Regions from separate parts of the Homo sapiens genome. Here region 2 is linked to region 1. The links are chromatin loops, found by intact Hi-C in ENCODE. Cell type or tissue: OCI-LY7. All regions are shown on one strand. Links, peaks and the distances in the headings refer to the core of each region. The heading gives the core; the rest is flanking DNA.

What was found. Hi-C counts contacts between places; a loop is a spot of excess contacts. Peaks named below come from ENCODE experiments on the same cell type or tissue, not always from the same donor. Only the 100,000 strongest peaks of a DNase experiment are listed, where the experiment ranks them.
Region 2: a loop joins it to region 1, with 2.8 times the contacts of the local background. A loop is called at or near these places in 3 of 110 quality-filtered maps.

The regions. Positions count from the first base shown.
Region 1 is chr5:100,769,269-100,779,435 of GRCh38, forward strand. No RefSeq gene overlaps it. Among named protein-coding and RNA genes, the nearest start is that of MIR548P, 42 kb to the right of the region's middle. RefSeq lists enhancers at 7,499-8,698, 8,470-8,539. In OCI-LY7, for the core only: a CTCF peak has its summit at 5,675 (motif pointing right); DNase peaks (open chromatin) are centred at 5,696 and 8,603; H3K4me3 peaks cover 824 bases; H3K27ac peaks cover 366 bases.
Region 2 is chr5:101,008,128-101,018,294 of GRCh38, forward strand. No RefSeq gene overlaps it. Among named protein-coding and RNA genes, the nearest start is that of ST8SIA4, 110 kb to the left of the region's middle. In OCI-LY7, for the core only: CTCF peaks have their summits at 4,921 and 5,121; a DNase peak (open chromatin) is centred at 2,184; H3K4me3 peaks cover 349 bases.

The DNA of each region.
Region 1 (10,167 bases), core at 996-8,995:
TGGCTGAACATTAAAAACAACTGAGGAGCAATATTTTTAAAATACTGATATCTGTAATCAGTTGCATGAAGTGTGGATTTGAGTGGTCTGACCAGATATTCTTTATTTGATTTGATTTGATTTGCTTGTGTGTTCCTTTTTAAGTTCCCCAAGTGATGTGAAAATGTAGCCAGGTTGGAAACGTCTAAAATAATCTATATCCTTTAATTTGAAGATTATCCTGAAATTCAGTGAGATTTTGATATCTTTGAGAGGTTTTCATTTCTTGACATGTTATGCTTCTAGTTCTTCTCCAATATTTCTGACTTCCTTTCCTCTTTCTCTAGCCGCTCTTTTCACACATTTGTCCAATGAGTCCAATCAGTGAAGTGACAGGTATGGCTAGCCATATGTAGAAAGCTGAAACTGGATCCCTTCCTTACACCTTATACAAAAATTAATTCAAGATGGATTAAAGACTTAAACGTTAGACCTAAAACCATAAAAACCCTAGAAGAAAACCTAGGCATTACCATTCAGGACATAGGCATGGGCAAGGACTTCATGTCTAAAACACCAAAAACAATGGCAACAAAAGCCAAAATTGACAAATGGGATCTAATTAAACTAAAGAGTTTCTGCACAGCAAAAGAAACTACCATCAGAGTGAACAGGCAACCTACAAAATGGGAGAAAATTTTCACAACCTACTCATCTGACAAAGGGCTAATATCCAGAATCTACAATGAACTCAAACAAATTTACAAGAAAAAAACAAACAACCCCATCAGAAAGTGGGCAAAGGACATGAACAGACACTTCTCAAAAGAAGACATTTATGCAGCCAAAAAACACATGAAAAAATGCTCACCATCACTGGCCATCAGAGAAATGCAAATCAAAACCACAATGTGATACCATCTCACGCCAGTTAGAATGGCGATCATTAAAAAGTCAGGAAACAACAGGTGCTGGAGAGGATGTGGAGAAATAGGAACACTTTTACACTGTTGGTGGGACTGTAAACTAGTTCAACCATTGTGGAAGTCAGTGTGGCGATTCCTCAGGGATCTAGAACTGGAAATACCATTTGACCCAGCCAGCCATCCCATTACTGGGTATATACCCAAAGGACTATAAATCATGCTGCTATAAAGACACATGCACACGTATGTTTATTGCAGCATTATTCACAATAGCAAAGACTTGGAATCAACCCAAATGTCCAACAATGATAGACTGGATTAAGAAAACGTGGCACATATACACCATGGAATACTATGCAGCCATAAAAAATGATGAGTTCATGTCCTTTGTAGGGACATGGATGAAATTGGAAATCATCATTCTCAGTAAACTATTGCAAGGACAAAAAAACAAACACCGCATGTTCTCACTCATAGGTGGGAATTGAACAATGAGAACACATGGACACAGGAAGGGGAACATCACACTCTGGGGACTGTTGTGGGGTGGGGGGAGGGGGGAGAGATAGCATTAGGAGATAGACCTAATGCTAAATGATGAGTTAATGGGTGCAGCACACCAGCATGGCACATGTATACATATGTAACTAACCTGCACATTGTGCACGTGTACCCTAAAACTTAAAGTGTAATAATAATAAAATAAAAATAAAAAATAAAAATTAAAAAAAATTTAAAAAAGAACATTACGGAAGGAATAAATGAAAGTAATTTTAAAAAAAGAAATTAGGAATACAATAGTAACTGGAACATGACTGCTGCTTATATTAAGTGCCTTTTCAGTTATCATTTTTCATGACTTTAACCATAATCTTTATGCTTAACTCTTAAAATGATGTCCCTAGTCTGGCTCTCTCTGCTAATTCCCAGTACCACATTTCAACTTGCTTCTTTGATATTTTATCCTGGAGGAGTTGCTGTCATACAAACTCAGTATTTCTAAATTAAAACTTACCTTTCTTCCAAAATTCATCACTAGTTCTACAAATACAAAAGGGACACCTAACATACATCTTCTTCATGCAAAATCATTCATCTTGTTATTCCCATTTAAATGAATTTGACTCATCTCTGCTTGTCACCTCTGATGTGAAACTCTCTCCTAGGCTATCTGTGGTCCCAAGCACAACACAAGTCTATTAGCAATTAATTATCGCTTTCATTTTTCTGAGGAAGCAATAGTCTCAACTCAGGACCACTTTCATCTTTTTTCCCCTTTAGCTTTATTTCTTACTCATCACGTAAGCACAGATATCTAAAGTGGGAGAATTTTCCTTTAGCCAGGGGTTGGGGTTAGAAGGTGGGAGATGGGAAGGCATTTTCCTTCTTTTAAATTTTGATATTTTTTCTCTCCCTAAAAGTCACTATTTCTATTGTAATATTTGCCTCAAACACTGTATTAATAAATTTAGGCATGGGGCATGCAAAAGCCAGAGACTGGCTATTTCTTTACTAAAATCTCATCCTAAAACAGTGATGAATATACTGCTTGGTTTGGAAAATTAAGGTGGAAATAACAGGAGAAAAAACGTCTGCTAATAATACAGTATTGTTTTCAGCTGTATTTTAACCTCTTTGTGCTTTACTTCTTCAATAATAAAATAAAGATAACTGTACCCATCTTTCATAGTTATAAAGATTAAATAATACAACACTCGTTAAGTATTCTCATTTTTATCTTATCTGAATGTCATAGACTTCACCTTTAACATCAAATCAACTAATTGCTGTTTGTCACAAAAAGAATCAAGCAGAGAATACGCATGTTTAGGAAGAAAAATATCAGTTATGAGTAGAGTTGCCACAGGATTATCGTCCAGATGCGTTTTCTGCAATATTAGTGAAACATTACTCTCTTAGGGGCTGTGGAAGGGTTGCAGGTGATGCTGGGAAGCTAGATGTTCTAAAGCAATCCTAGAGTACTTGTCAGATGTCTTGATTAATTGCTGTTTTTGAAGCAGAAGTAAGAGCATCATATAACCGTGAACAAACACCAGACATCCAAATAAGCTCCCATCCAGTACAGCTCCACACCAGCCAAGGTACTCAGCTGTAAACTAGAGGTACTTGCTTGCCTTCTAAAGTCATCAATGAGCTTAGCCAACCAGCAAATGATAACAATAAACAACTATCCATGCATGAAACAAGAAATCAGAATTTTATACTTGTGTGCATGCTTAAGCTAGGAGAGATGCCAGTCATTGAGCTTTTTTAAAAAAAGAAAGTCTGTGGAAAAAACAAGATGGCTATTTAGAATCCCCTTCAAGACCCTGGGAAATGTACCCAGTGTCTTCCTAGCTCCACCAGTTTCTGCATATAGTGGAAAGAAGCTGTGGCTCCTGGAAGCCCCAGGAAATAAGCTACCTGCAATATGCAGAACAATTAACCTAAAGCAGATTCTGGCTGGTAAATGTGGGAGATGTGCCTTTGTTTGGTCAGGCAGAGACTTCCCTGATGTGCTCCTGTTAAGATTTTTCACACACATTTGAATTGCCTGCATTCAGCTGCTCCCCTGGCAGAAGTATTCTAAAGGCCTCACTTCTGTCACCCTGAATGAGTAGCTGGGTTGAGAGGACTGAGAGGATTTGAGAGGATTTATGTGGAGTGGCAATGAAGAGATACCCCCACCTGGGGAGTGGGGATAGGGTGTGTCTCTTCGTAGCTCCTCCACATTCTGCAGTTTGCTCGCAGTTCAATTATTTACTGAAAGTGAGTAACAAAATCATGTGTTTAGGCCTTTGATTAAAGAGAGGATAATGTTTTGTTAGATAAGTCAGCTGCAGAAATTCAGTCTGAATGTGGCTGCTGCCGCAGCTGAAAGGTTTTGATTTGGCTAATCACAGAGGTCTTTCTCAAACACTAACTAAGGACTCCAAGCAGAACAAATTCATTCCTGATGAAGTCTTGAAACCGACAACATGGAATAATTTGAATCACAGACCTGTAAAATTTGATCAGGATGGAATTAAACAACTCTCCTGAAGTGATTTGGCAGCCTATTTTAACCAAGGCACTACAGTGACACTGGGTAGCCAATGGAGGGTCATTTTTATCTGTAATCTTGCTCGGATTTCTGCTTCCAAAAGGAATTCTGAGGCTCATACCATGGAGGTTGTATTTGCTTGCCTGAAATCAAACTTGAAGATATGGCACAATACTCACTCGCATGCTCTATTCACTACCATTTATGGCTTCATCATTTTCAAAAGTGTCCAGACCTCTCTGGGATCCACTTATGTTAGGACCATATCTTGGGGGGTGATGGTACATATATATGTATTACCATCTGTGTGCAAAATAATTTCTTTTTATTTCTCCTACACTTTACATCTCATACATTTTAAAGGATTTAAAGTACACATAGATGGAGAGAAAATAGGAAATTAGCATAAGATCATCAGCCCAACCTTGAACTACACTGGCCCCAAGGTAGAAATTCTCTTTGAGTGGAATCTTTTTTCTTTTTTTTTGAGACGGAGTCTTGCTCTGTCACCCAGGCTGGAGTGCAGTGGCGCGATCTCAGCTTACTGCAAGCTCTGCCTCCCAGGTTCACGCCTCAGCCTCCGGAGTAGCTGGGACTACAGGCGCCCGCCACCACACCCAGCTAATTTTTTGTATTTTTAGTAGAGATGGGTTTTCACCGTGTTAGCCAGAATAGTCTTGATCTCATGACCTCGTGATCTGCCCGCCTCGGCCTCCAAAAGTGCTGGGATTACAGGCGTGAGCCACCGCACCCAGCCCTTTGAGTGGAATCTTAATGAAATATATTGACTCATTCACTTTTGTTTTCATAGTTTACTGGTCAGGCAATATTAGCTGGGCCTTCCGGGGACAGGGTAGATGAGAGGATAGAGTCTAAGTGGGAAGAGAGATTCCTCGAGTCCTACTCTAGATGCTGTAAATTCTGTTCTTGAATATAAGCAATTTGTACATTGTGATAAAAGACTCTCCTTTATCTTTGCAAGAAAATGTTAAAAATCATTATTAAACCATTTTACCACAAAAAGGTGCAACATCGAAAAAACATATTTTTAAATATTATGATCTACTTTCTTAGATATAGGTGTAATGAAGGAAACTTTCTGAGGATGGTACATAGGACAGAGCTCATCAAATTTTAGAAGGTGTATGTGGTGGTGGGATGAAGGGTCAAAATGGCAGCCGATTACAAAAGAAAAGAAGATCTAAAAAAATCAATATCCAAAATGGACAATAAAAAATAAAATTACTGAATTTCAAAGAAGGAAAGTGAGTAGGAGGTTTAAGAGAATGATAAAATGAAGATGATCCAAAAATGTGGTATAAAAATTGTGCATTTTTGAAGCAAACATCATATTATATTTTATTGATAGACCTTACATGTTACTGATGCTTGGTGACAAGAGAAATGTTATTGCTAGAGCAAGGAGTCTGTGGGTGGCAAGCCACCCAGGCGCCGAGGCAAGAGACCAAGGACATGAGCTGTTCCAGTATAATAAAATATAAAACAAGAATAGTTATACCAGATATAGAGCTTAGATATGATTATATATGAATATCATTAATCATTAGTTGGTAGTAATTACTCTTTATCCCAATATTATAATAATCCTCGCTCTATAATCATAACCTAGGAAAAACCAGGCCACACAGAGATAGGAGCTGAGGGGACATAGTGAGGTGTGACCAGAAGACAAGAGTGAGAGCTTTCTGTTATGCCCGGACAGGGCCACCAGAGGGCTCCTTGGTCTGGCGGTGACGCCAGCATCTGGGAAGACCCCCATTGTCAGGCGGACCGTGGTCTAGCGGTAGCGAAAAGTGTCAAGGAAAACCATCCGCTACTTAGCAGACCGGGAAAGGGAGTCTCCTTTTCCCTGGGGGAGTTTAGAGAAGACTCTGTTCCTTCACCTTTTGTGGAGGGCCTGACATCAGTTAGGCTTGCCGGCAGTTATCCGGAAGCCTAACCGTCTCCCTGTGATGCTGTGCTTCAGTGGTCACACTCCTAGTCCACCTTCATGTTCCATCCTGTACACCTGGCTCTGTCTTCTAGATAGCAGTAGAAAATTAGTGAAAGTACTAAAAGTCTCTGATATGCAGAAATATGGCATAAGCTGTCTTTCTCTTTGTCTCCTCTCTCTCTCTGCCTTGGCTGCCAGGCAGGGAAGGGCCCCCTGTCCAGTGGACACGTGAACCACGTGACCTTACCTATCATTGGAGATGACTCACACTCTTTACCCTGCCCCTTTTGCTTTGTATCCAATAAATAACAGCGCAGCCAGACATTCGGGGCCACTACTGGTCTCCGCGCGTTGGTGGTAGTGGTCCCCCAGGCCCAGCTGTCTTTTCTTTTATCTCTTTGTCTTGTGTCTTTATTTCTACACTCTCTCATCGTCGCACACGGGGAGAGACCCATGGACCCTGTAGGGCTGGTCCCTGCAGGAGTCAAACAAATCGCTGGCTTCTCACAGCAATGAACAGGGTCTCTCACTTCAAGTTATTTATCCAGTGGCATTACTTCTTTGTGTTTTCTGAGGCATGCAGAGTGACATTGTGGGTAGAGGCCAGAGGGTGCTAAAGCCTGAAAGTGTGACATTTGCCTACAAATGCATATAAAAATGCACGTGCTCAATGTTTAAAACAGCTTTTAAATTCAAAGGAAATTCTTTTTAAACTAAGCTTTGCTCTTCAAAATGTTGTAAAAATTCCCAGGGTAGAAGGAGGTCCCCTTTTTAAAAATTTTCATTAAGCAATAATCCATTCCGATAATAAGCATCAAGAAAAGGAAATTAGGTCTACTAACGTGACACATTTCCTTTAATATATATAACTTAGTTCCTTTTTTTTTTTTTTTTGAAGATGCAGTGGCACAGGTAAAGAAATACAAACTTTTCCCTACCACAACTCTACCCTAAAGCTTAAAATATTTTTAAATGTCTCTGATGCATTTACTCAAAAATATATATTATTTATATTTTAAGCTACCCAGTCTATGGTATTCTGTAACGGCAGCCTAAACTAAGACATGATTATTCTTAACAAATCACAATGTTTCTTTGCCATAATTATATATATTATATACACTTCTTTCACAAACCATTGTTTGTGAAATATAAGGCTCATACAAGAGAGGCTGATTGAAGAAGTATGTATTGCTGAGTCACAACAGCAGAATACAAAAAAAATTTGGTCTCCTTTAGTGAATTCTAATGTCAACATTAATTTAAAGGAGAGAAGAATGCTCTTAATAAGTTTGGAAGCATTTATTTATTTGTGGTTTGTTGTGGCTTAAATGTTTGTATCACCGCCAAATTTATATGTTAAAATCCTAACCCACAATGTGATGTAATTAGGAGATGAAGCCTTTGGAAGGTGATTGGGCCATAAGGGTGGAGCCCTAATAAATGGGACTTGTGCCCTTATAGAAGAGACCTTGAGTGCTCACTCCCTCTCTCTTCACTATGTGAGGATACTGCAGGAAATCAGTCATCTGAAAATCAGGAAGAAGGCCTTCACTAGACACTGAATTTGCTAGCACCTTGATCTTGGACCTCCCAGCCTCTGGATGGTGAGAAATAAATGTTTGTTGTTTGGCAGGGTGCAGTGGCTCACGCCTGTAATCACAGCACTTTGGGAGGCCAAGGCAGGTGGATCACGAGGTCAGGAGTTCAAGACCAGCCTGGCCAACATAGTGAAACCCCGTCTCTACTCAAAATACAAAAATTAGCTGGGCATGGTGGCACGCACCTGTAATCAGCTACTCAGGAGGCTGAGGCAGGAGAATGGCTTGAATCTGGGAGGCGGAGGTTGTGGTGAGCTGAGATCACACCACTGCACTCCAACCTGGATAATAGAGGAAGACTCCATCTCAAAAACAAAACAAAACAAAACAAAACAAAAAAAAAACAGTTTGTTGTTTAAGCCACCCAGTCTTTGGTATTCTGTTATATTAGCCTGAATTAAGTCCTGATTATTCTTAATAAATCACAATTTTCCCTTGCTATAAATTATTTTAAAATAAATTATATAAAAATGCACAGAAAATGAAGACCTTAATTAAAATAAATTGGAAGGCATTCCAAGTGCTATTAACATTAAGTGATAGGCCCATTTTCTCTGATTTACCAGAACAAAAGGCAAGTCATTTGACATTTCCTTGGCCTTAAAATATCCACCTGGAAATGGAGATGCTAATTTTAATGTAATTCAGATAACTGGTAACATGTATAACTAATATAAATGCTTATAACGTATTGTCCTGCATATACATTATTATGACAAATGTTAAAAGAGAATATTTTGTTTTTCTGATATTCTCATGTTGATTCCAGAGATAAAGACATACTGTTTAAAAGGAAGAATTTGGATCCTTGGGAAAACAACCAGTAAAGATTTTGACAAATATCTATAGACTTCCCACATTACTTACAAGTTGACTATAGACTCCATCACTGCCTTCAAGTATGATAAAATTGCTAATTTCATGGGGTATGTCTAAGCTCTTTTCTTTGGTTTCTCTGAGGTACTTTTTAAATGTTTATTGGGGCTATCTTAAAACTATCTTCCTTTGATTCTTCTGAAGTTGCATTTTAAAGTTTTGCTTCCCAGTGACTCATGCTTTCTTCATTTCCTGTTTCAGCTTCTCTTCTGCCGTCTGCTCCATAAATGGGGCCCTCTGCCAAGTTTCTGTTCCCTTTCTATGTTTTCTCTCTTATACATTGTATATACCTCTATGGCTTTAAATGTTGCTACTAAGTTAAAGATTTCTCAATTCATTTATTTGGCAGCATATCTCTCTTGGTTCCAGTTAAAATTTCAGCTCCCCATCCGTAAGCTTTACATGTGCATCCTATGTAATATTTCTGGCTTCCAGCCTGTTCTGATCATGTTGCACTTGGAGAATACCTTTTCCTTGGTGAATTTGCTTCCTGATTCTCCCCGCTGAATAGCAACCACATCTCTAATTCAAACCTCTCGGCTCCAGATCAGTACATTCAATATTCAACTGGTTCTTTAATAATTACACATTAACACAAAAAAGTTACAGCAGTTCAACTTACCATACACAGGGTTCTTGATTTACCACTCTTCAATCTGATTCTTTTCTGGTGTCCTTTGCCTCAGTGAATTATATCACTCTCTATATTGTTTCACAAATTAGAAACATGGGCGTTATCTTTGACTTATCCACATGTGCAATACAATACAACCATCACCACTGATTTAATCAAAGCTACCTTAATGTTTCCCCCATATTATCAGAAAGCTTAACAATTCTCTTCATATAAGCACTTATTTTCTTCTCTCCTCTGCTTTCTTTACTGCAACTACACTCAGTTTCCATTTCCTTTCTCTTCATTTATCTGAAATTCTACTCATTCTTAAAATCTCAGTTTATGGTCCAATTCTTCAAAAGTTTCCATGATTTCTACTGGCCGTCAAATTTTATTTTAATTTATAAAGTAGCAATATCTTGGAAAGCTAATGTGCTTTCATTTAGACCCATTTCACAGATGAGAAATTTAAGGCTCAAAAGGAGATGTCATATGCCTGAAGTCCCCTAGCTACTCAGTAACAGAGCAGGGGTTTGAAAACAAGTTTATGTCACTTAAAATTCAGCCTGGTCTGCAATATTACCTCCCACAATGTTCAATCTTGTCTCTAATGTTTTAGTGTTATTACTATGGTACTGTTTTTGTGTTTCCATTGTTTCATATTCTCATCCGGAGTAGAAACTCCCAGAGAGAGGAACCATTGCTTCATTTGATCATTTAACAAATGCTTTTGTCTATTATATACCTGACATTACACTAGGACCTAGGAATACAGAGCTAACATGTCAAATTTAACAATAACTAATTGTCTCCATGATAAAAGATACTGTTTGGCAGGTCTAAATAATTACTAATAAACCCCTAATATTCTCTATTTTAATGTTGACTATTAAAAATCTGCATCAGATATAGCTTTTTATAAAGCCAGTTATAGAAATCTTGAAAAAGTGTTTTGGGATATAATTCTGATTTGGAAGATATAAATAAATTCTTTTTAAAAATATCCTGATGAAATACTCAGAGGTACAGTCAATTTTTATATACCATTTAAGGTATTATGTAAGGTTCAACATAGATGACATGTTTAACAGTACATATTATAGAAATTCACAGACTGAGTTCAGAAGTGATTAAATAGATATCAATATTTGTGACATAGGCATAGCTTTCTT
Region 2 (10,167 bases), core at 1,291-9,290, 240 kb after region 1:
GAGGGGGGGGATAGCATTTGGAGATATACCTAATGTTAAATGACGAGTTACTGGGTGCAGCACACAAACATGGCACATGTATACATATGTAACTAACCTGCACATTGTGCACATGTACTCTAAAACTTAAAGTATTAAAAAAAAAAAAAGAACAAATGTACAATCAGGTTTTATACCGAGACATTCCGTACCCAGGGGCAGGCAGGAGACAGAGGCCTTCCTCTTATCTCAGCTGCAAGAGGCCTTCCTCTGTTACTAATCCTCCTCAGCCGAGACTCTCCAGGGGTGTCGGGCTGGGGGAATGGTCAGGTCTTTCCCATCCCATGAGGCCATATTTCAGACTACCACGTGGGGAGAAACCTTAGACAATACCTGGCTTTCCAGGGCAAAGGTCCCTGCAGCTTTCCACAGTGCATTGTGCCCCAAGGTACTTGAGAATGGAGAATGATGACGACTTTTATCAAGCATATGCCTGTAAACATTTTGTTAGCAAAGCACATCTTGCACAGCCCTAGATCCCTTAAACCTTGATTCCACGCAACACATGTTTCTGTGAGCTCAAGGTTGGGGCTAAAGTTACAGATTAACAGCATCTCAGGGCAAAGCAATTGTTTAGCATACAGGTCAAAATGAAGTTCCTTAAGTCCTCCTTTTCTATATAGACACAGTAACAGTCTGATCTCTCTTTTCCCTACAAAAGGGGAACAGATAATGGTTACCAAGGACTAAGGAGGGGGTAAGGGTAAAGGGAAGTAGGTGTGGCAATAATAGATCAATATGAGGAATCCTTTTGGTGACATAAATGTTTTGTGTTTTAATTGTATCAATGTGAGTAATCTGGTTGTGATATTGTACTATAGTTTTGAATAACTTAGCATTTGTGGCAAATGGTTAAATATTCATAGGTTCTGTCTGTGTAATATCTTACAACTTCATGTGACCATATTTATCTCAAAATTTGAAATTTAATTAAAAAATATATTGAATAATATTTAAAAATAAATGATTGTTTTGGAATTTCAAACATATTTTAATGAGTTGCTTCTGCCATTGAGACCAGGAACTTGTTCCCAATCTCAATTTTAGAAAAATATGATGTTGTCAGAGGTGAATACAATCCTTTCTCTTTTATTTCTTTCTATCTGTTGTTTTGTTTGCTTTTGTGCTTGTACCAGAACATGGAAATCAGTGGTGATGTTGAGTATTAATAGAATCATAGCTAGGCTTGTCTAAACTACATAAAGTATAGATTGAACATTAATCAATAAAAAGCTCATTTAAAAAATATATTATGTTGCAATAGTTATAATGAATTTGTTAAATTTCAAAACTACAGCGTCAGCTTTGGAATATGTCAGCTTGGCTAGGCTGAACTACATTTCACAGGATCTATTTCTTATGTGGTTCCATTTCAGGGGTGGACACGAGAGATTCTAGATTTGGTGGGCAGAAGAGAGCAGTAGTCATTTTACAGTGCATATGTGCACATGGATGCACACACACACATCTCATGTTTGCTGTTTCACTTTGTTGACATAAAGCATCAGCTGGGCTTGGAATTACTTTACCTTGGGCTGGATCTTCCTTCAGCATTTCTTACTACTGGGCAAGACTTTAACGTGACTTTAGTTCCTTGGTGAGGATCTCTGGCAGAGGATACTGGTTTCTGCAGCTTAACCTGTCACCAAATGCAGCAATAGTGGATGTGCATTTCATTCCATCCTTTTAAGTCCCAGCAAGTGCTTGTAAGTTCCAGCCTACTAATTGATCTTCGTTTCCTGATTGCCTCCCCTGCGGATTTCAATCTTCAGCATTAGATGCCAAGACAATAGCCTTACAAAGACTACTTAACCAGCCCCCACGATAGTGCAAACCAATTCCTTGTACTGAATCTCTACTATATCTCCTACTATTCTCTGGTTGAACACTGACTGATATAATGGTGGTGTGTATTATCAGAGATAAACAGAGCCAGACATGAGCTAAAGTGGTAAGGAAAGATTTTAATCAGGATAATTGGGAACAGAGTCCAGTGTGAACTGAACCGAACTTTGATTTATGCAGAGGTGCCTGGGTGTTTAAAAGGGAAAATGATGGGTGAGCAGGGGCTCAGTAGACGCGAGGAAGTGACAAATTACAAAAAACGGGAAACGAAAATTTGTCCATGTGAAACCATCTGGGTTTGCTAACTGGTGCTTATGAAAGTCAGGCTCCTATCTTCTCACGTAGACTAGACAGGAGCTTTCTTCAGGTGTTGGCTAAAACAAACAGTAAATTCATTTGGCAGTCTTGACTTTTTTTTTTCAAGCAAGCACTTTAAGAAGCTTAAGGTCATGCTAGGAATGTTGCTTTGTGCTATTAGAAACTGTTAGTGTTTTGTCCAAGTCTTTATAGAACAAGATTGAAGCCTAGTTGGGAAAAAAGCTTAGAGAAGTCTGGCTAGTGTTTGGTCAAGGAGAGAATCTTTGTCAGTGTAAAAGAATTTAAAATAGTTATTACTTTTTCTTATTTACTTTAGAAATATGAGAAATATGCAAGCTTATACTTGATACGTCAACATGCACTGAGATATATGGCATTACTTTACTAATATATAATGCTTCATTGTGATATAATTTAAATATATTGAGAAACTATAAAATAAACACTTAAGGAGCTGGAAATATCTTTAGTACAAATTTAAGTTGGAAATAATTCTGTAGTTTTATTATTCATATATTCAATGTCTTCATTTTAAGATATTAGCTATCTTTAATGAAAAGAATAATTTAGAATGTGCAGACTATAACAAGATGTTCATTGTGTTTTGAATATACAAGCCATTACAATATTAAAAAGATGCCAACTCTACATTTATAAAATGCATTGACAGCCAAACTCAATAATATTAATTTTGGAAACCTTCCAGTAGGACTTCAAAGGAAGACTTTTTTTTGTTTCATAGGAATGCTAAAATTCCAAAATTAACATTAATCATCCCTAGCTTCCTTTATCTGTGCCCTGGGCCATCATCTAAAAGTTTGAATAATAAATTACCTGAATATTACAAACAATGCATAATTTGAATATGTAAAAAGTAAACTAGACTTTTGCAAGGTCCTGCATATTTGGTGCATCAATAATTCTGATTGCTAACATCAAAACTGTATAACTTTTATCTTCACACAGTGTGTGCGTGTGTGAGGTTTTGTTATTTTGTAATCTTCATGTGAAATTTGGACAATTCTAAATGAGCAATTATAAATTATATGTAGCTAAATATTAAATTTCACTTACAGTTATAGACTTCTACTATAGGCTCTGCTTCCTTGTGTGATCGAAAAAAGGTTCACATTTCTATCACATTTTTAGTAATATCCAATTGAACAAAAGAATGAACAATGTTTTGCTTCAAGCTTCCTAGAAGTACATACACATTAATTTATCCAAATTATGCCAAACTGCTCAAAATACAGGCCAGAATACATAGGAACATTTAAAGTGCTCTTGTAATGGTATGTTTTTCTTTTTTCTTCTTTACCTCTAGAATATCATAATTACCTATTTCTCCACTCCCTACAAATACATTTTTATATCACATCTGTTTTAAAGGTGGTGCACTCCCTTATAAGATAGCAGCACCTTTGATGGCAGGGACGTAAACTTGTCTCTTTGAATCTTTAGTAACCAGCAAGATGGTTGACACTGTGGATTTAGAAGTAGTTGTTCATGGAAAGAATAATGTAAATGAACAAATAGATGAGGTATTTTCCTCTGATTAACTAGAAATTATCCCACAACTCTTTGCAGTCTCTGCTATGGTAATTTTTGTGTGAACAACCTTAACAGTTTTAGGAGATCACATTCACCTACTGCTGAAGCTACAGACGTCATTTAAATGGATGTGCATTTATGTAACAAGAGTTTCAGAATTCTTTTCAAGATCAATCTCCTAAATTATCTTATTAACATTTTGTTCTGGTTGACTACATTATTAGGACTGATAAAGCCTGCCTTCAGTAAGCTTATATTCTAGTAGAATAAATTAGAAAAATGTGGTAAAATTACACAAAGCTAGTAGTAAATTGGACTAAAACAGTACAAAAATACTAGAAATAATATAACTAGAACAGTAGCATAAATAATTTTTAGACAGAAAAGTCATATTGAACAAAAGGGAAAAAACTTTATATATTAAAAAAACTTGACAGACTGAACTTTGGTAAATTTTGTTGTTCATATGTAAGATTTCAAACAAAAGTTGAGGAAAAGTATTTAAATTGTATATGAGGCACCTGGTAATTGTTCAGTTGTAGATTCTGATCCAGTAGATCTGAGGTCGGCATTCTGCACTTCCAAAAATCATCCAGGTAATTACAACGCTACTATTGTTTTGTCTATTCAGAGATTACGAACGTCATTATACAATAATTTATTTTTATGTTGTCAAAAAAATCTAATTTTTTAATTTTAATATTTTTAGTTTACCTCTACATGTACAAACATCTAATACAATATTACATATATATGTGTATTATTATATAGCTACTAAAATGCTTACATATCCATTTAACGTTAATAGAAATAACATGCCCAATCCAATATTCAATATTAGATTCAATGTTCATTTTGTTTATTTATTCGTTTTCTGCCTATAACATATTTAGCTTTTAGAATGTTATGTTTTTCAGAATAGATTTTCCACTAGAGTAGCAGAGTATAAAAATACTAATAAGATATTCTTATCACCAACCTCTCTGAGAAAGTTCTTGTAGAAAAACACAGGAGAAAAATATATTAGAGATGCATTTGTAATAATCAGCTGAATGTAGCAGTGATATAACTATAAGAAAATGCTAATACTTTAGAGTTTAGACTACCTTCTCTTCATGCCTTCCTTCACCCTGGTGATTTTTCCTCCTTCTTTGTGTCCCCCGCAAATCAGATAGTAATAGGTGATTCCTGGCTCAGCAAGAAACCGGAGCTCCACCTAGGGATAGAGTGTCAGGCTGAGATCTAGAAAGTGAATTTTGCAGCCTATGTATTTCATGTAATTTACAAATAAAAATTATTTAGGAAATATTAAATTGCATATGAGAAATATTTTACTATTTTTTTCTATACTTTTGTATCAAAATATACAACCACTCTTGTAATATATCTTTATTTTTAAAATCTTAATGATCTTAAATCTTTTCAAGAAACGAAGTACTTTCAAGATAATAAAATAATGCACTGAACTCACTAAACTCATACAAATACTAGTGAATATTAAGTTGTATCATAAAAGTTAAATTTGGGGATCAGAGGCTATCATTTCAAATTGAAGTAATGTTGTTTACAATTTCTTTAAGTTTAAAATCATTTGGGGGGTTCCAAATATTAAATGGTTCCTATCTGGGCATAGAATAGGAGATCCATTGGGTTGGCCTTAGTCTTACATTACTGTTGCCAATGTTTGGCCTTCTCTGAGGCTATTTCTCAGAGAAATGGCTAGTGTTTCCTCCCACAGAGTAGGCTTTACCATCCATATGTTTTATTTTTTTACTGAAACATCTAAGTAACGATTGATATTTATTTTACTTTATATGGCCAGAAGTTAAATCTGTAATTGCGATAAACAGGTATTTGGATTTGCTTGGGGTAATCTCAGCTTACACTGTTTTCCCTGTGTTCATATTAACATGCCTCTGTTTTATCATAGAAGGGTCCTGTTGGGTAATATACTATACCACCTATGGTGTAGTGGTTAAGAAAACAGGCCCAAAGCAGACTGCCTTCAATTAAAATCCAGCTACACTATTTATTAACTGTGGTGATGTGAAAAGGAACATAAAATATACTTTATATTTGAGAAACAGTATCATCAGTATTTGATGCTTGATTTTAAAACAAGAGACAGGGAAACAGTGGAACAGTAGAACAGGAGACAGGGAAACTGTTGTTAGTTTGAGGAACTTACCTCTATTTTGCTATATACTAAGAAAATATACAAAAATACAAGTGGGGAGTGGGATGAGGAAATGGAACCAGAAGATGAGTTATATTTTGAACATGTTAAAATCTTTTGTGTTTTTATAGAAACAGACATTTAGAAGAGAGTTGGATGTTTAGGTCTGGGGTCACACTCTACTGATTGACTTGGATAATTGTTATAGGCAAAGAGGGCTATGAGACAATCTCTCTCTCTTTTTCTCTCATCTTCTTCCCTCAGAATTCAAATATATTTTTTTTCTATCTGAAACTAACAACCAACCAGTCTTTGACCCTTCATTTTTCTCACATGTATCTACCTTTTATTTATTTATTTATGTTGCCAGATAAATTGTATATATTTACCATTCACAACATGATATTTAGAAGTATATATACAGTCAGCATCACTTAGCAATGAGAAAAATTTTGAGAAATGTTTCCTTGGGTGATTTTGTCCTTGTGAAAACATCATAGATGTATAATACTTACACAAACCTAGATGATACGGCCTACCACATGCCTAGGCTATATGGGATAGACTATTGATTGTAGGCTAAAAATCTACACCGCATGTTATGGTACTAAATACTGTAGGCAATTAAGTATTTGTGTACCTAAACATAGAAAAGACACAGTAAAAATATGGTATTATAAATTGATGGAACCACTATTGAATATGCAGTGCACTGTTGACCAAAGTGTTGTTACTTGGCACATGATTGTACATTAGAGAATGACTAAATATAGCTAATTAATATATGCATTATTTCACACAGTTATAATTTTCCTGGTGAAAAATGTTATCTTCTTTGCATCCACTCTTAGCATTTTTCAAGAATATCAAGGATTATTAATTATAGTCATCATCTTGTACAAAAGATCTATTGAACTTTTTACTATTATCTAAATGAAATTTTTTATCCTTTGGGCAACATATTCTCAATCCCTCCACTCCAACAATCCCAGCTCCTGATAACCATCATTTGGTCTCTACTTCTATGAGTTAAACTATTTTAAATTCAGTCTATGAGATTACATGATATTCATCTTTCTGTGCTTGACTTATTTCACTTAACATAATGTCCTCCAAGTTCATTTATGTTGTCATCAGTGATAGAATTTCCTTTTTTTCATGGCTTAATAGTATTCTATTTGATATATATATAACACTTTTTAAGTGAGTTCCTCTATTGATTGCTACATAGTTTGATTCCATATATTGGCTATTGTGAATAATACCGCAATAAACATGGAAGTGCAGACATCTCTTCCACATACTGATTTCATTTCCTTTGGATATATTCCCAGTAGTGAAATTACTATATTATATAATATTTCTACTTTTAATTTTTTGAGGAAACTCCATACTGTTTTCTCTAATGACTGTACTGATTTACATTCCCACCAACACTGTGAAGGCGTTCCTTCTTCTCATCCTCTCATACACTTATGGTCTTTTATCCTATTGGTAATAGCCATTCTAATTTGTGTGAGGTGATAGCTCACTACGATTTCAATTTGCATTTCTCTGATAATTGGTGATGCTGAGCACTTTTCCGTATACCTTTTGGCCAATTGTATGTTTTCTTTTGAGAAATATATATTCTGTTCCTCTGCTCATTTTTAAATCATGCTGTTTTGTTATTAGGTTTGAGTTCCTTATATATTTTGGAAAGTCACCACTAATTAGATATCTAGTTTACAAATATTTTCTCCCATTCTGTAAGCTGTCTTTTCATTAAATTGATTATTTCCTTTGATGTGCAGAAGCTTTTTAGTTTGATGTAATCCCATTTGTCTATTTTTGCTTTGGTTGCCTGTACTTTTGAGATCATATCCAAATGTTATTACCCAGAAAAATATCATGGGTTTTTTTCCCTTATGTTTTTTCCCCAGGAGTTTCATAGTATCAAGTGTAAATTTTAAGTCTCTAATCCACTTTGAGTTGTTTATTGTATATCGTCTGAAATAAGGGCCTAATTTTATTCTTCTACATGGGAATATCCAGTTTTCTCAACACAGTTTATTGAAGAAAATGTCCTTTTCCCATTGTGTATTCTTTTTGCCTTTGTTGAATGTAGTTTTCTATAAATGTATGAATTTATTTATGGGCTTTTAAATCTGTTTCATTGGTCTATGTATCTGCTTTTTATATCAGTATCATGTTGTTTTGACTATTAGAGCTTTGCAGTATGTTTTTCAGTCAGGTAGTGTGATTCCTTTGTTTATTTTGCTCAAGACTGCTTTAGTTATTCAAGGTATTTTATGCCTTTTGTATGAATTTTAGAACTACTTTTTCTATTTCTGTGAAGAATGTCACTGAAATTTTGATAGAAGTTGCATTCAAATGGTAGACCATTTTGGGCTTTATGGATATTTTAACAATATTAATTATTCCAATCCATGAACACAGAATATCTTTCATTTTCAGGACTCAGTTCTAAAGCCTTTTTAAAAAATCATTTCTATATATTGTCCACCTAGTAAGACGTAACTACTCCCACGGATTTAAATTCAATTTTTATAAGAACATCTATATATTGATGTTTTCAAATTTACCTCTCTAGTCCTAATCTTTTGGATGGTCTTCCTATTTATAAAAGTCAATGTTTTTGATAGGTTCAAAATGTGCAAACGTAAATTCTTGATCATCCTATGTAAACCTGAATTACCTTTATAATTTGCCACTAATTATTTTAAACACAAACAGCCTTCATCAATAATTATGTCTTTATAACTTCCCACATTTTATCATTTGTTCTATAGAACAAATCTTCAAAACATAAACTTTTCTCCATCTTTACTGCTATCACTCCTGCTCCACCCACCATCTGTTAAACAATTTGCCATGATTATTTATATTCTCTTGAAGAAGTTAAAGTTCTCTCAAGAAAATAAAGAGAAATTGCTAAGCTTTATTAAAATCTGTTCTAGCTGCTATAAAGTTCCCTGTGGAATTAAAAAAATTCAGCATCTTGGTTAACTTCAATTAATGACTGTATTTTTCTATAATAAAACCTATTTTGTTTTATATATATTTTTTCTTTTGAGCAAAAAATAATCAGAGAGGAAAGTGATATGATTCTATTAGCTAAGTGTGAGGTATAACAATAACAACAAATAGCTTGCCCGAAAATCTTATGACCAGTCTTCTCAATCCTGGGTTGAACTACATGAAAAATTCCAGTGAATAATTTACATACTAGCATGCTACATCTTTTCTTGGAGAACATCTTGCTCACACTATAAATTCTAAGATATCTGGAATCAGGAAATCTGTTCAACTTTTTAAAATGCATATTTATAAACTCATTTCACAAAGGAATTCATAATTTGTCACATCTATCAATGTCCTTAAGAAATAGTGTATTTTATATACAATTTGAAAACCCTGAAGGAAAAAAAAGCCCATAAAAGCCATTATATAATAAAGTAAGAGATAGATTATCGTAAATGTATAGGAAATAAAGTAGTTTTGGGAATGCTCTCTAACAGTGTCACATAGCTTTATATCCCCAGAGAAGAAGAGCAAAGTACAGAACAGATAATAAAATAGTTTTCAATAATACAAGAAAGAGGGGCTTATTTTTAAATGCTTTGTTTCATCACTAATTCTCAAGTTAGAGTTCTAAAAATTTCCAGGCTCTACCACTAAAGGCTGAAACTATAAAGCTAATTGTAAGCTACTGTATCTGTGATGAAGAGAAGGAAAACTGAGAAAAAAAGTTTAAAGCCCTTCTAATTTCTTGGGACAGACTCAGAATTGGATAATGTAATATTATTTAATACTATTAACTTTGAGTATGCGACATGAGTGGCAGTGTAGTTCAAATGTTTATTGGAAATGCCCTATTTTAGGGTATAAGTGTAATTTGTAGTTTTCAATATATTACAAAGATCAAACTTTGATCATGTGTTACCATTGAGAAATAATATTTCATTAAGAATATATTGTACTATATTTCTAAGAAAGGTAACGATTTAGAAAAGGGCACTGTCACCAAAGTTCTAAATCTTCACAGGTGCAATTTTTCACATATAACTACATATTTTCTCAATGTACGACTGCGTGCATTTTTGAATATATAAACTCATATTTTACTTAACCCAAATATAATTTTTTTTTAGTTTTTTAAAAAATATTTTATAGCATGTAGCTCTTTTCATGCAAATACTATCTATCAACTTATGCTAGTGAAGCAAATTCTTTTA